3 separate regions of the Homo sapiens genome follow, and regions 1 and 3 are each linked to region 2. A link is an interaction called in ENCODE POLR2A ChIA-PET data of the cell type or tissue named here. Cell type or tissue: PC-9. All regions are shown on one strand.

The links. ChIA-PET counts read pairs that join two places held together with the same protein. Peaks named below come from ENCODE experiments on the same cell type or tissue, not always from the same donor. Only the 100,000 strongest peaks of a DNase experiment are listed, where the experiment ranks them.
Region 1: POLR2A ChIA-PET joins it to region 2 with 6 read pairs; 2 of 35 experiments call an interaction of 5 or more read pairs at or near these places.
Region 3: POLR2A ChIA-PET joins it to region 2 with 5 read pairs; 2 of 35 experiments call an interaction of 5 or more read pairs at or near these places.

Annotation. Positions count from the first base shown.
Region 1 is chr19:48,763,120-48,768,119 of GRCh38, forward strand. No RefSeq gene overlaps it. Among named protein-coding and RNA genes, the nearest start is that of FGF21, 10 kb to the left of the region's middle. In PC-9, no CTCF peak of the experiment used is centred here; no DNase peak of the experiment used is centred here.
Region 2 is chr19:49,094,952-49,099,951 of GRCh38, forward strand. It overlaps SNRNP70 (small nuclear ribonucleoprotein U1 subunit 70), which reads left to right. Exons shown (of 10, transcript NM_003089.6): 5 at 3,476-3,540; 6 at 3,691-3,753. Among named protein-coding and RNA genes, the nearest start is that of SNRNP70, 12 kb to the left of the region's middle. RefSeq lists an enhancer at 4,965-5,000. In PC-9, CTCF peaks have their summits at 3,042 (motif pointing right) and 3,246; a DNase peak (open chromatin) is centred at 3,020; H3K27ac peaks cover 428 bases.
Region 3 is chr19:49,022,533-49,027,532 of GRCh38, forward strand. It overlaps CGB3 (chorionic gonadotropin subunit beta 3), which reads right to left and starts at 1,801. Exons shown (of 3, transcript NM_000737.5): 1 at 1,425-1,801; 2 at 904-1,071; 3 at 337-668. The coding sequence starts at 1,439. The coding sequence ends at 354. It overlaps LOC124904738 (a long non-coding RNA gene), which reads left to right. Exons shown (of 2, transcript XR_007067288.1): 2 at 1-283. It also overlaps the pseudogene NTF6A. In PC-9, no CTCF peak of the experiment used is centred here; no DNase peak of the experiment used is centred here.

The sequences.
Region 1 (5,000 bases), 330 kb before region 2:
TGAGTGAAATCTGCATCCCAAATCCTTTGCAAACGTTGGCCAGGTGCAGCGGCTCACGCTTGTAATCCCAGCACTTTGGGAGGCTGAGGCAGGAGGATAACTTAAGGCCAGGAATTTGAGACCAGCCTGGGCAACATAACGAGACACCATCTCTACAAAAATTAAAATTTCGGGCCAGGCACGGTGGTTCAAGCCTGTAATCCCAGCACTTTGTAAGGCCAGGGTGGGCGGATCACAAGGTCAGGAGATGGAGACCATCCTGGTCAACATGGTGAAACCCCGTCTCTACTAAAAATACAAAAATTAGCTGGGTGTGGTCGCGTGTGCCTGTAATCCCAGCTACTTGGGAGGCTGAGGCATGAGAATCGCTTGAACCCAGGAGGCAAAGGTTGCAGTCAGCCGAGATCGTGCCACTGCACTCCAGCCTGGCGACACAGCGAGACTCCGTCTATTTAAAAAAAAAAAAGAAAGAAATTCAACTACCCTGGAGCCTGAGGTGTGAGGATCACCTGAGCCTGGAAGATTGATGGTGGCTGTGCCACAGCACTACAGCCTGCACGACACAGTGAGATCTGTCTCTAAAAAATAAAAAATTAGACCAGGCATGGTGGCTTACACCTGTAATCCCAGCACTTTGGGAGGCTGAGTGGGGAGGATTGTTCGAGACCAGGAGTTTGAGACCAGCCTGGGTAACATAGCGAGATTCCCGTCTCTACAAAAAATAGAAAAATTAGCCAGGTGTAATCCCAGCTACTCGTGGGGCTCAGGTGGGAGGCTCACTTGAGCCCAGGAGGTCAAGGCTGCATGAGGTATTACGGCTCCACTGCACCCCAGAACAAGCAGGCTACAGAGCAAGACTCCACCTAAAAAAAATTTTTTTTTCCTCTGTTGTGTCTATTTCCTCTCATGCTCTTTCTAATAGAGCCTTCACTTATGATTTTTTTTTCTTTTTTTTTTTTGAGATGGAGTCTCACTCTGTCGCCCAGGCTGGAGTGCAGTGGCATGATTTCGGCTCACTGCAACCGCCGCCTCCCAGGATCAAGCAATTCTCCTGCCTCAGCCTCCCAGGTAGCTGGGACTACAGGCGCGCACCACCACACCTGGCTAATTTTTGTATTTTTAGTAGTGACGGGGTTTTGCTTATTGACCAGGTTGTTCTTCAACTCCTGGCCTCAGGTGATCCGTCCACCTCAGCCTCCCAAAGTGCTGGGATTACAAGCGTGAGCCACTGTGCTTGGCCCTGGCTAGTTTAACTTTTACTTTTGTACAGACAGGGTCTCACTATGTTGGCCAGGCTGGTCTTGAACTCCTGGGCTCAAGCCATCCTCCCACCTCGGCCTCCCACAGTGCTGGGATTATAGGTGTGAGCTACTGCGCCTGACTCTTTGTCTTAATTTCCCTCTTCCTATAAGGACGCCAGTCACATAGGATTTAGCACACACCCCAACCCAGTATGAGCTCACCTGAACTTGATTCCATCTACAAAGACCCTATTTCCCAGGAAGATCACATTCAGAGGTTCCAGGTAGACCTGAAGCTTCCAGGACACTATTTTCCCTCAGTGCACAGCTCTACATAAATTTGGTCACACTCTTCTTCTTCTTCTTCTTCTTTGCAGACAGAGTTTCACTCTTGTTGCCCAGGCTGGGGTGCAATGACACAATTTCGGTTCACCGCAACCTCCGCTGCCCAGGTTCAAGCGATTCTCCTGCCTCAGCCTCCGGAGTGGCTGGGATTACAGGCATGCACCACCAAGCCTGGCTAATTTTGTATTTTTAGTAGAGATGGGGTTTCACCATGTTGGTCAGGCTGGTCTCGAACTCCCGACCTCAGGAGATCCGCCCGCCTCGGCCTCTCAAAGTTTTGGGATTACAGGTGTGAACCACCACGGCCAGCCTCACACTCCTCTTCTTTTCCTCACATTTAAGTGAGCTGTACCCTTAGGAGAAAGTTGCACAGTTAGCACTAGGGTGGGCCAGGATAGCTTTCTGAGCCTTAAAAATCTTAAAGTTTGGCTGAGACCAGCCTGACGAACATGGAGAAACCCCGTCTCTACTAAAAATACAAAAGTAGCTTGGTGTGGTGGTGCATGCCTATAATCCCAGCTACTCGGGAGGCTGGGGCAGTAGAATCGCTTGAACCTGGGAGGCAGAGGTTGTGGTGAGCCAAGATTGCGCCACTGCACTCCAGCCTGGGCAACAAGAGGTAAACTCCATCTCACAAAATTAAAAAAAAATTTCTTTTAAGTTTGGCCAGGCACGGTGGCTCACGCCTGTAATCCCAGCAGTTTGGGAGGCTGAGGCAGGTGAATCCCCTGAGGTTAGGAGTTCAAGACCAATCTGGCCCACATGGTGAAACCTGCCTCTACTAAAATTAAAAAAATTAGCTGGGTGCAGTGGTGTGCACCTGAGGTCCCAGCTACTCGGGAGGTTGAGGCACAGGAATCTCTTGAACCCAGGAGGCAGAGGCTGTAGGCAGCTGAGATCGTGCCACTGCATTCCAACCTGGGCGACAGAGCAAGACTCTGTCTAAAAAAAAAAAAGAAAAGAAAAAGAAAACTCTCTGGGCATGGTGGTGGGCACCTGAGGTCCCAGCTACTCAGGAGGCTGAGGAAGGAGAATCGCTTGAACCCAGGAGGCGGAGGTTGCAGTGAGCCAAGATCATGCCACTGCACTTCAGCCTGGGCGACAGAGCGAGCCCGTCTCTCTCTCTGTCTATATATATATATACACACACACACAATAAATAAATAGGTTGGCTCTTTGCTGTTTCCCCACAGTACTGTATTCAATATATAACCACTCAGCACAGCCACCTCTCCAATGTTCAGGAGCAAACTCTTATCTCCTTGGTTCTTGCCCCCACCATTATCAGAACCTTCCCTCTGTTTTACTCTCTGAGCGCCTGCCAAGATCAGTTTGGGTTTTGTTTCTCTATTAGTTTTCACCCGTGTGGAGCTTCGTCCTTCCAAGAGGGAGGTTCTACTGAGTGAGCACTTCCCAGATCCCTGGGGAGCCAGGCTATTTAGCATCTTTCAGCTTCTCCACCGCACCCTATCCTCACCTACTCACTGGAGCCCCTAGAGATTTGACTACTGTTCTTGTTTTCTTTTCTTTTTTTGGGGGGGTGGGGGAGGGGGACAGGGTCACTGTCGCCCAGGCTGGAGTGCAGTGGCATGATTTTGGCTCACTGCAACCTCTGCCTCCCAGGTTCAAGCAATTCTCCTGCCTCAGCCTCCTAAGTAGCTGGGATTACAGGTGCCCCCACCTCGTTAATTTTGGGGGGTTTTTGTTTTGCTTTTTTTTGAGAGAGAATCTCGCTCTGTTGCCCGGGCTGGAGTGCAGTGGGCTCACTGGAACCTCTGCCTCCCGGGTTCAAGAGATTCTCATGCTTCAGCCTCCCAAGTAGCTGGGACTTCAGGTTTGCGCCACCATGCCCAGCTAATTTTTGCATTTTTAGTAGAGACAGGGTTTCGCCATGTTGGCCAGGCTGCTCTCCAACTCCTGACCTCAAGTGAACTGCCTGCCTTGGCCTCCCAAAGTGCTGGGATTACAAGCGTGAGCCACTGCACCTGGCCCTGGCTAGTTCTTTTAACTTTTACTTTGGTACAGACAGGGTCATGTTGGCCAGGCTGGTCTTGAACTCCTGGGCTCAAGCAATCCTCCCACCTCGGCCTCTCAAAGTGCTGGGGTTATAGGTGTGAGCTACCACGCTTGGCTCTTTGTCTTAATTTCCCTCTTCCTATAAGGACACCAATCATATAGGACTTAGCGCACACCCCAACCCGGTATAACCTCACCTGAACTTGATTTCATCTACAAAGGCCGTATTTCCAAGTAAGGACACATTCAGCGGTACCAGGTAGACATGAAGCTTCCAGGACGCTATTTCCCCAATGCACACCTCTACACGGAGTTAGTCACACTCCTCTTCTTCTTCTTTTTTTTTTTTTTTTTAAGACAGTTTCTCTCTTGTTGCCCAGGCTGGAGTGCAATGGCATGATTTCGGCTCACTGCAACCTCTGCCTCTCGGGTTCAAGCAATTCTCCTGCCTCAGCCTCCCAAGTAGCTGGGATTACAGGCATGTGCCACCACATCTGGCTAATTTTGTATTTTTAGTAGAGACAGGGTTTCTCCATGTTGGTCAGGCTGGTCTCGAACTCCTGACCTCAGGTGATACGCCTGCCTTGGCCTCCCACAGTGCTGGGATTACAGGCGTAAGCCACCGCACCTGGCCTCACACTCCTCTTCTTTTTCTCTCATTTAAGTGAGCCGTACCCTTAGGAGGAAGTTGCACAGTTGACATTAGGGTGGGCCAGGATAGCTTTCTGAGCCTTAAAAATCTTAAAAGTTTTGCCGGTCACAGTGGCTCACGCCTGTAATCCCAGCACTTTGGGAGGCCAAGGTGAGCGAATCCCCTGAGGTCAGGAGTTCCAGACCAGTCTGCCCAACAAGGTGAAACCCTGTCTCTACTAAAATTACAAACATTAGCTGGGCGTGGTGGTGCACACCTGCGGTCCCAGTTACTTGGGAGGTTGAGGCACAGGAATCTCTTATTTATTTTTTATTTTTTATTTTTTTTGAGATGGAGTCTCGCTCTGTCGCCCAGGCTGGAGTGCAGTGGAGCGATCTCGGCTCACTGCAAGCTCCACTTCCCGCGTTCACGCCATTCTTCTGCCTCAGCCTCCCGGGTAGCTGGGACTACAGTCACCCACCACCACGCCCAGCTAATTTTGTTTTTGTATTTTTAGTAGAGACGGGGTTTCATCATGTTAGCCAGGATGGTCTCGTTCTCCTGACTTCATGATCCGCCTGCCTCGGCCTCCCAAAGTGCTGAGGCACAGGAATCTCTTGAACCCAGGAGGCAGAGGCTGCAGTGAGCTGAGATCACGCCACTGCACTCCAACCTGGGCAACAGAGCAAGACTCCATCTCAAAACAAAACAAAAAAACTATCTGGGCATGGTGGTGGGCACCTGTAATCCCAGCTACTCGGGAGGCT
Region 2 (5,000 bases):
TCTCTGCTCTGGGCTGCTACTTAGATGAGCCCTCAACCAGTGATGTCCTGAGGGAGAGCTGCCGTCAGGGCGCTGCACGCATACGCTGGCTGTGGGGCGCTGCCCGGCATTGGGTCTGTGCTACCTTCTTTGAGCTTTTGTTCTCTATCTTCAGGACTTGGGGGTACCATTGCTTTGCTGCATTTGCTTTTTACCTTTAGTCACATTTGTGGCCCCCCCACCCCGGGTAAGCAAGTGCTCCAGGGAACTCACACAGTGTGCTGGGGTGGTTTCCCTCTGGCTGCCCTTCAGGAAGCTCAGCTGTTGTTTGGCCTTCGTCCACTCCCCAGCCCTGCAGCATTCATTGGTCCCACTGTCATGCTCCACAGTAACTGTTAGAATGCCTGCTGTCTGGCGTTGCCGGGTGTGTTTCCTTGCTGCTGTGACAGCTTTCAGCTCTTCATTAAATGTTAGCATCTTGTGAGGCTTTTTCTAACCTGCCTTGTAAAGTCACCCGTTTCTATTCTCTGTCGTCATCTGATGTGATCATAGGATCTCCTTATTTACCTCTTTCATTAGCATATGAACCCCATGAGGGTAGACACCTTTTTTTTTTTTTTTTTGGAGACAGTCTCACTCTGTTGCACAGGATAGACTGTAGTGGCACGATCTCGGTTTACTGCAACCTTCATCGCCTCCCTGGTTCAAGCGATTCTCTTGTCTTAGTCTCCTGAGTAGCTGGACCACACCCAGCTAATTTTTTGTGTATTTTTAGTAGGGATGAGGTTTCGCTGTGTTGATCAGGCTGGTCTTCTTGAACTCTTGGTCACAAGTGATCCGCCTGCCTTGGCCTCCCAAAGTGCTGGCATTACAGCTGTGAGCCACTGCGCCCAGCACCTTTTTTTGTCTTGTTTACTGCGAAATCCCCAACAACTATAGCATTTCCAGGCACATAGTAGATGCTTAAGAATTACTTACTTACAAGAGCACAAACATCGGCGAATAAAAAGAATTACCTATTGAATGAATGAGAGTTAGCTGGTGCAAAAAAAAAAAAAAAAAAAGCCAGTGCAGATTGAGAGACCTGGCCATAGAAAATTACAACGCTCAGGGATAAGGTATGGCAAGGAACGTTTTTTGTTTTTTGTTTTTTTTTTCGCTTTATTGCCGAGGCTGGAGTTCAGTGGTATGATCTCGGCTCACTGCAATCTCCACCTCCCAGATTCAAGCAATTCTCCTGCGTCAGCCTCCCGAGTAGCTGGGACTATAGGCGCACACCACCATGCCCTGGTAATTTTGTATTTTTAGTAGAGACGGGGTTTCGCCATGTTTGCCAGGCTGGTCTCAAACACCTGACCTCAGGTGATCCGTCCGCCTTAGCCTCCCAAATTGCTGGGATTACAGGTGTGAGCCACTGTGCCCAGCCTGGCAAGGAACTTGAGGAGTGGGTGGAGAGAACGCTGAGATGGAGTTGTTTTCAGACGTTTCCATTTGTCCCAGATAGCGATTCCCTTAAATTGTGGCTTAGGCTTCTGTTTTCTAAAATATTCTTAGGCCAGGTGCGGTGGCTCACGCCTGTAATGCCAGCACTTTGGGAGGCCGAGGCAGGCAGATCACCTGAGGTCAGGAGTTCGAAACCAGCCTGGCCAACATAGTGAAACCCCGTCTCTACTAAAAATACAAAAGATTAGCTGGGTGTGGTGGTGTGTGTTTGTAATCCCAGCTACTTGGGAGGCTGAGGCAGGAGAATCGCTTGAACCCGGGAGGCGGAGGTTGCAGTAAGCCGAGATCTCGCCATCCATTGCACTGACCTTGGGCAACAAGAGTGACACTCCATCTCAAAAAAAGTACATTCCTTAAAGTCATCTTGACCTTAGTTTATACTTGTAGTTAAATTCTCTCATAAGAAACAAATCTGGCGGGACGCGGTGGTTCATGCCTGTAATCCCAGCACTTTGGGAGGCCGAGGAGGGCGGATCACCTGAGGTCAGGAGTTCGAGACCAGCCTGGCCAACATGGCGAAACCCCATCTCTACTAACAATACAAAAATTAGCTGGATGTGGTGGTGCACGCCTGTAATCCCAGCTGCTTGAGAAGCTGAGGCAGGAGAATTGCTTGAACCTCGGAGGCAGAGGTTGCAGTGAGACGAGATTGCGCCATTGCACTTTAAGCCTGGGCAACAGAGCAAGACTCTGTTTAAAAAAAAAAAAAATCTGAGACTTTATTTCTCTAGCTTCTGGCAACACCCACACTGTCTTCCTGAAAAGGTAGCACCCGAGGGTTCGGGGAAGGAGCCTGGTAGTTCAAGTGCCCGGGGTGAGAGGTGAAGTCTGCCTTGGCCCTTCGCCACTTTAACACCTCCCTTTTTCTGTGTCTCGAGTTTGTTCTGTTTTACTTCCATTTGCAAAATAGTAATAAATAAATATCAGTGTCCAGCACTGTGTCTGGGCCATAGTACGTGTTCAGTAAATTATATGTCTAATGTTCCATTATTGGAACGCTAAGCATGTGGGAGTTATTTATATCCTACTGCTCGGGTCATCACCAGGGTCTGATTTTTCACACGTGTCTGCAATTCAAAAAATTGCAACCTCTGGCATAAATGGGTTAATGTTATTCCTTTTCTCATGCTCTCCCAGAATGTGACAGGGCTTCCGAGGGAAACACTATACCATGGAAGAACCGGCAGAGTGTCCTTAAGGCCCCGGCAGGAGTCAGGGTCATTATGTGCTGGAGCCACCATATTTGGTGAAAAGGACTTATTCCCAGGCCTGACCCAGCAGGATCACCTATGAAATTGGTTTCTTAGGAGATTCCTGGCTCTTTTCTTTGGAGATTGTTATTCCTTAGTAGCCAGGTAGAACAGTTTGCCTCACAGTAGTGAGGCTGGAGTGAGAATCTGATCTGACGCTAGTCAGTTCCTGGGTTCCTTTTTAGAGACACAGGGCACAGACAGGAAAGCAGAGCTTACTTAGTGTTTGCTTTCCTGGCTCTCATTCTTAGCCTTGGGGCAGCTTGGTCTCAGGTTTTCCTGTGGGCTGTAGTTGCAGTCTGTGTCCAGTAGGTGGCAGTGTGGCCCTGCCTACAGGAGGGAGCTCAGAACCTGGGGGCATCAGCTGCATCTCCAGGGAGGCCCAGTTGGGCTATTACTGTTTGGATCACCTTGCATCTGGGAGCGATAGGGCCCTTAGGGTTTATGTAGGTCTGAAATGGCAGTTGGGCCTGCCCACATCCTGTCAGCTTGAAGTCAGCCTTACCTCCTCTCCTCAGCAGCCTGGATTATCTCTCAGCCACTCTGATAAAGCCCACTGTGCCTCAGAGAAACAGGTTCAGAGAGGGGCGTCCCTGAGGTTGCCAGGTCACCACCCATGTTCCTCCAGTTAGGGGCCTCTCCCAATGCCACCGTTTTCTTCTTGGCCTCTGCCCATCGTATTTGTTTTGCTACCTGAGACCATGGACACCTTCAACTTATAAAATTCCTTTCTTCCTGCACAGGGGACCCTCACAATGATCCCAATGCTCAGGGGGATGCCTTCAAGACTCTCTTCGTGGCGAGAGTGGTAAGTCCCCAGCTCCTAGCTCCTGGAACCCCACGCTGCTGAGAGCCTGGGTCTGGCACAAAGGTCAAATAGGCTAGGTACAGGGGAATGTTCCAGGGGCTGTGGGACAGCTCTGTTCTCCCATTTAACGTCATATCCATCTCCTTGTAGAATTATGACACAACAGAATCCAAGCTCCGGAGAGAGTTTGAGGTGTACGGACCTATCAAAAGAGTAAGTGGAGTGGGTCAGGGTGTTTGAATTGGGGGTGCATGGAGGAGGGGCTGTATCCTGAGAGGGAGGGAGAGAGGTCCCAGCCCTGAGCATGGCTCACACCATTTCAGGGCCTGGATTTATGCATCCTGACTGTATCTCCATGCAGCAGACCTTGGGCAGCAGAAGTAAAATGAGAAGTAATGACTGCTGGTGGTTGGTTGAGAGCAGGGGTTGGCAAACTACAGACTTAAAGTTTTCCTGCTGCTCAGCCAGGCAGGTCTGTTTGTTTACACATTGTCTTTGGCTGCTACTGTTGTAAGGCAGGGTTGGATTGTTGCAACAGTATACGGCCGTCCAAGCTGGAAATATCTACTCTCTGGGTCTTGGCAGAATACCTATGCTGAGTCCCGTTTTAGAGGAAGGCTTTGTTTTACCAATCTTCTTTTAAGTCACTGAAGTGCTCTGTGTCTGATTTCCTTTATCTAACATGGGAGACGCATGCCTTCACTGGGCAGTAGTGAGGGCTTGAGGCCATCCTACACACAAACTGATGTTAGCCATGTCTCTTCTCCCTGCTCTGTTTCTGATACGTCTTTTAAAAATATTTATACATGTCAGGCCGGGTGCAATGGCTCACACCTGTAATCTCAGCTCTTAAGGAGGCAGAGGCGGGAGGATAGCTTAAACCCAGGAGTTCGAGACCTGCCTGGGCAATATAGCAAGACCCCGTTCTCCACACAAAGGAAAAAAAAAGTATTGTTGGGCCAGGCACGGTGGCTCACGCCTGTAATCCCAGCACTTTGGGAGGCCGAGGTGGGCGGATAACCTGAGGTCAGGAGTTCGAGACCAGTCTGACCAACATGGTGAAACCTGGTCTGTACAAAAAAAAAAAAAATACAAAAATTAGCTGGGCATGATAGCGGGCGCCCGTAATCCCAGCTACTGAGGAGGCTGAGGCAGGAGAATTGCTTGAACCCAGGAGGCGGAGGTTGCAGTGAGCCGAGATCACACCACTGTACTCCAGCCTGGGCAACAGAGTGGGACTCCATCTTAAAAAAAAAAAAAAGTATTGTAGGCTGGGCGTGGTAGCTCACGCCTGTAATCCCACATGTTGGGAGGGCGAGGCAGGCAGATCACCTGAGGTCAGGAGGCAAGACCAGCCTGGCCAACATGGCGAAACCCCGTCTCTACAAAAATACAAAAGATTAGCCGAGTGTGGTGTCTCGTGCCTGTGTGTGTGTGTGTATGTGCATGTGTATATATGT
Region 3 (5,000 bases), 72 kb before region 2:
ACGCCCAGCTAATTTCTTTATGTAATTTTAGTAGAGACGGGGTTTCACCATGTTAACCAGGCTGGTCTTGAACTCCTAACCTCAGGTGATTCGCCTGTCTTGGCCTCTCAAAGTGCTGGGATTACAGGCATCAGCCATCGCACCTGGCCATCAAGCTGGAAAATTTTAAGGTCTGTTTCTTTCCCAATGTAGAGTAAAGTTGCGATGTCATCCCCCGACCCCACACTGTTTTCTACCAGAGTTCTCATACTGTGACTCTGTATAAAATGGTTTGGAAGCTGGACCCATCCTGTGTGTGTGTGGTTGCCCTGAGCCCACAGAAAGACACCTCCAGAGTGCGGATTGAGAAGCCTTTATTGTGGGAGGATCGGGGTGTCCGAGGGCCCCGGGAGTCGGGATGGGCTTGGAAGGCTGGGGGGAGGGGCCTTTGAGGAAGAGGAGTCCTGGAAGCGGGGGTCATCACAGGTCAAGGGGTGGTCCTTGGGACCCCCGCAGTCAGTGGTGCTGCGGCGGCAGAGTGCACATTGACAGCTGAGAGCCACGGCGTAGGAGACCACGGGGTTCACGCCGCGCGGGCAGCCAGGGAGCCGGATGGACTCGAAGCGCACATCGCGGTAGTTGCACACCACCTGAGGCAGGGCCGGCAGGACCCCCTGCAGCACGCGGGTCTGGAAGCCGTGTGAGTGGGGGAATGAGCATGTGCCTGGGGCCAGCGCCTCAGCTGAGCTCCCCAGCTGCCCCCACAGGTCTCAGACTCAGGGGTCCAGGAAGCCCTCTGTTCCTGCCCTCCCACACCCCATTCCGCAGCCCCTGACCAGAGAGGCAGACCACCCTTCCTCCCCCGCTGCCTCTGTGGGTCTGGCCCTGAGGTGGCAGCACCTGCCCCGGCCCCGGGCAGCTCACCATGGTGGGGCAGTAGCCGGCACAGATGGTGGTGTTGACGGTGATGCACACGGGGCAGCCCTCCTTCTCCACAGCCAGGGTGGCATTGATGGGGCGGCACCGTGGCCGAAGCGGCTCCTTGGATGCCCATGTCCCGCCCATGCTCAGCAGCAGCAACAGCAGCAGCCCCTGGGACAAGGACACTGCTTCACCCGGGTCTGAGACCGCAGCCCCGAGTCCTGGCCTTCCCATCCCGCGTGGTACACCACCCACAAAGACCCAGAGACCCTTCCCGGCATCTCCTATTCAGGACCCACCACCCGGACACCTGCCTTTCAGAGCCCACCCCACAGCCCAGAGGACCTGAGATACCCCAACATTTCAGATCCGCACCTTCAGGAAATGCCCCACCTGAAGCTTACTGGGGGTCACGCTCCTCCAGAAAGAGGCCTCCTTCCACAGCTCACACTGGTCTGACCCCTTCTCATGCCAGTGATTGCCTGGAAGGAGGTGGAAGGTGCCCAGGGGCCCTGCAGTCTTACCTGGAACATCTCCATCCTTGGTGCGTCCCCTGCCTCGTGTACCTGGCTTTATACCTCGGGGTTGTGGGGGCGGCAAGGCCACCAGGAGGTGATAGGATGCTGGGGTGAGCTCGACACTAACCCCTCGGGGGGCAAGAGGTAGACAAGGCCAGGGGGGCGCAGGAGTGGCTCAGCGGAGCGCCCCAGCCCTCTCCTCTCACTGGTCCAGCGCCAAGGGTGAGGCGGAGACCACGGTGAAGTGACCTCAGAGACTCAGTCGTCGAGTGCTAGGGACTAGTCGAGGCTGGAGGCACAGGGAGTAGGGTGTAGGAAGGCCTGCCTCTGCCTATGGTGGGGTCCTGGGAGCCAGGAGGAGGCCGTGACCCGAGAAAGGTGCTGGACTGAAGCCTCAACCCTCCTCTACTTGAGGCTTTCCTGCACCACAGTCCAACCTCCCAGGAGGGGCGCGGCTTCGGACTTAGTTTCTGCCCAATGAGAGAGGGCCTCCCCGTGACTGTGCTGCCAGGGAAGCCACTTGACCCTGGTGCCGCCAACGAGGGATTCAGCCCGAGCCCCACCTCTCCCTTAGGGACCTCCGCCCACCCTACCCTCAAGCCAGGATGCCCGGAGCTGTCCCCGGAAATGCGTGTGCTTCAGGTGATTTAACTGATTATTGAATAGGCCCGCAGGAGGTGTGTCCTGCCCATGGGGCCGAAGCCTCGGAGGACATTATCTGGACTTAGTCCCTTCCCCGCGATGCCATCAAGCTGGACAATTTTAAGGTCTGTTTCTTTCCCAATGTAGGGTATAGGTTGGCACAGGGAAGAGGGCTAGAAACCTGACTTGAGCTCCCCGCCCAGGGCTGAACTCTCCAGCATCCTGATCACTTCTCATTGAACCTTGCTTATACTCCCCGTGTGATCGGTAGCTCTTTATCTCAAAACAGAATATTCTAAGCCAACCCCTGCCTGCTCTCACCAAGTAAGATTTCTCATTTGAACCCCAGCTCCCAGATACTTAAAGGCCTTCTGTAGACCATGTCCTCAAGGTCCCCTGGCCATCTGCTTGCATGTTCCAGTTTCCCTCCTCCCCCATGCACATCGTGAAATGTGCCCTCCCACTCCCCAGGATGAGCAAGGTGGTGTCCTCTGTGACTGAGCAGTCAGCAACTTAACACCAAAGGTCACCAATGATCAAATCCATGAGAGTTGATCCGAGGAGTTATGTATTAGGGCTACGAAAGAGTAAACACTCAGTAAATAGTGGCTATTATTATTATCATCATCATCATCATCATCATGATTACCCTCAAGTTCCCCTGGGAGAGCTCCTATTCAACCTTCAAAACCACATGTGGTGGCACCCATCCTGCAGAGATTGAGCTCAAATTCAGAGAGTTGTGATTTTGTGATGATTTGATGAGTTCCCCAACTGGGGTCCGTCCGTAGAGCAGCTGGGCCAACCCTGAGGTCTCTCAGCATCCAGCTCTGTTCTTTTTCTGCCTGACCAGTTCCTGGGTATAAGTCTCAGGCCCGGCCAGTCCGGCTGAGGAGTGTGCAGACACAGGCTGTGCCAGTTTGAATCCATCGCCAGTCCACACGGCCCTGGGCATCAGCGGTCAATGCCCGCACATAGGACTGCTTGGCCTTGCACTCAGACACCCAGTGCCCCCCGGTCCACACCCCGGCGGCAGCCCCCTCCACCTACCCCCGGGCCACCTTCCTCAGATTTATCGGCCTCGAAGTGGGCAACAAAGAAGTGCTGGCGGAGGGAACTGCCGACAGCTGCAGGCACCTCGCCCAACACCTCCACCTCGAGCACACCCAAGTCCACAGCAGTCCAGGGGTCTGTCACCCAGACACTGACTGCATCGCACACGGCCAGCTCACCCTGATGACTCGCCGGTGAAGTATCGCTCACCCCTCGCTGGCTGCGGTTGGCCCGGGCGCCTGCTGACTCCCGAAAGGCTCCAGTCTCCAGCAGGAAGACCAGAGGGGGCCCGGCAGCGGCACCCCTAGACAGGACCACTCGGGGGAAAAGAAGGTCCCACTCTGGAGGAGGAAAAGGCGACAATGTCGAGGATGGGGTTAGGACTCCATTGACACACTGGGGAGGAGGAAAATGAGGGGGATGCGGAGGGAGCCTGGGGGAGTGGGAGCATCTCTCAGAGCATCTCTCAGAGCACATGGAGACAGGGAAAAGGAGGCTGGGATTAGAGAAGAGGATAAACACTTCAGTGGGGTCAGAAGTTGGAAACCCCAGGGGAGGCCTGCCTGCCAGGATTATGGGGAAGCCCTTGCTCTAGAAGTTTGGGGGACTCCATATATAGGACTTGCATCACACCCAACTTGTAGATTAATAATAAATATTCAACAACTACAGGTCAGGCACTATGGCTCACACCTGTAATCCCAGCACTTTGGGAGGCTGAGGCGGGTGGATGACTTGAGGTCAGGAGTTCGAGAGCAGCCTGGCCAACACTGTGAAACAACATCTCTACTGATAATACCAAAATTAGCCAGGCCTGGTGCTGCACGCCTGTGGTCTCAGCTACTCAGGAGGCTGAGGCAGGAGAATCGCTTGAACCCGGGAGGCCGAGATTGCAGTGAGCCAAGATGGTGCCACTGCACTTCCGCCTGGACAACAGAGTGAGACTCTGTCTCACAAAAAAAATAAAAATAAAAATAAGGCCGGGCATGGTGGCTCACACTTGTAATGCCAGCATTGTCGGAGGCTGCAGTGGGTGGATCAGCTGAGGTGAGGAGTTCCAGACCAGCCTGACCAACATAGAGAAACCGCACCTCTACTAAAAATACAAAATATCCTCCAGCGTGGTGCTGCATGCTTATAATCCCAGCTACTTGGGAGGCTAAGGCAGGAGAATCACTTGATCCCAGGAGGCAGAGGTTGCAGTGAGCCAAGATCGCGCCATTGCACTTCAGCTTGGGCAACAAAAACAAAGCTCCATCTTAAAAAAATAATAATAATAATCATAAAATAAAGATAAAAATGTTCGGCCGGGTGCAGTGGTTCACGCCTGCAATCCCAGCGCTTTGGGAGGCCGAGGTGGGTGCATCACCTGAGGTCAAGACTTTGAGACCAGCCTGGCCAACATGGTGAATCCCTGTCTCTACTAAAAAAAAAACACAAAAATTAGCTGGGTATGGTGGTGCGCACCTGTACTCCCAGCTACTCAGGAGGCTGAGGCAGGAGAATCGCTTGGACCCATGAAGCAGAGGTGTAGTGAGCCGAGAGCGCGCCACTGCACTCCAGCCTAGGTGACAGGGCCAGACTCCGTCTCAAAAAAAATAAAAATAAAAATAAAATAAAAATAAAAGTAGAAAATATTCAACTACTATTACTCAATAGCAACAGATGGTAAAATACAGGCTCAGAGAAATTAATGATTTGTGCCTGGTCACACAGCCAACAAATGGCAGAGATGGGACTTCACCTCTGGGCAACTGCACTCTGCTATCCTTCCTGTAGAACTCTGAGGAACCGAGGGTCTTGCACCCTGGAGGATGTTCCAATCAATTTTTTTTTGAGGGGGTGTCTCACTTGTCGCCCAGGCTGGACTGCAGTGGCGCGATCTCG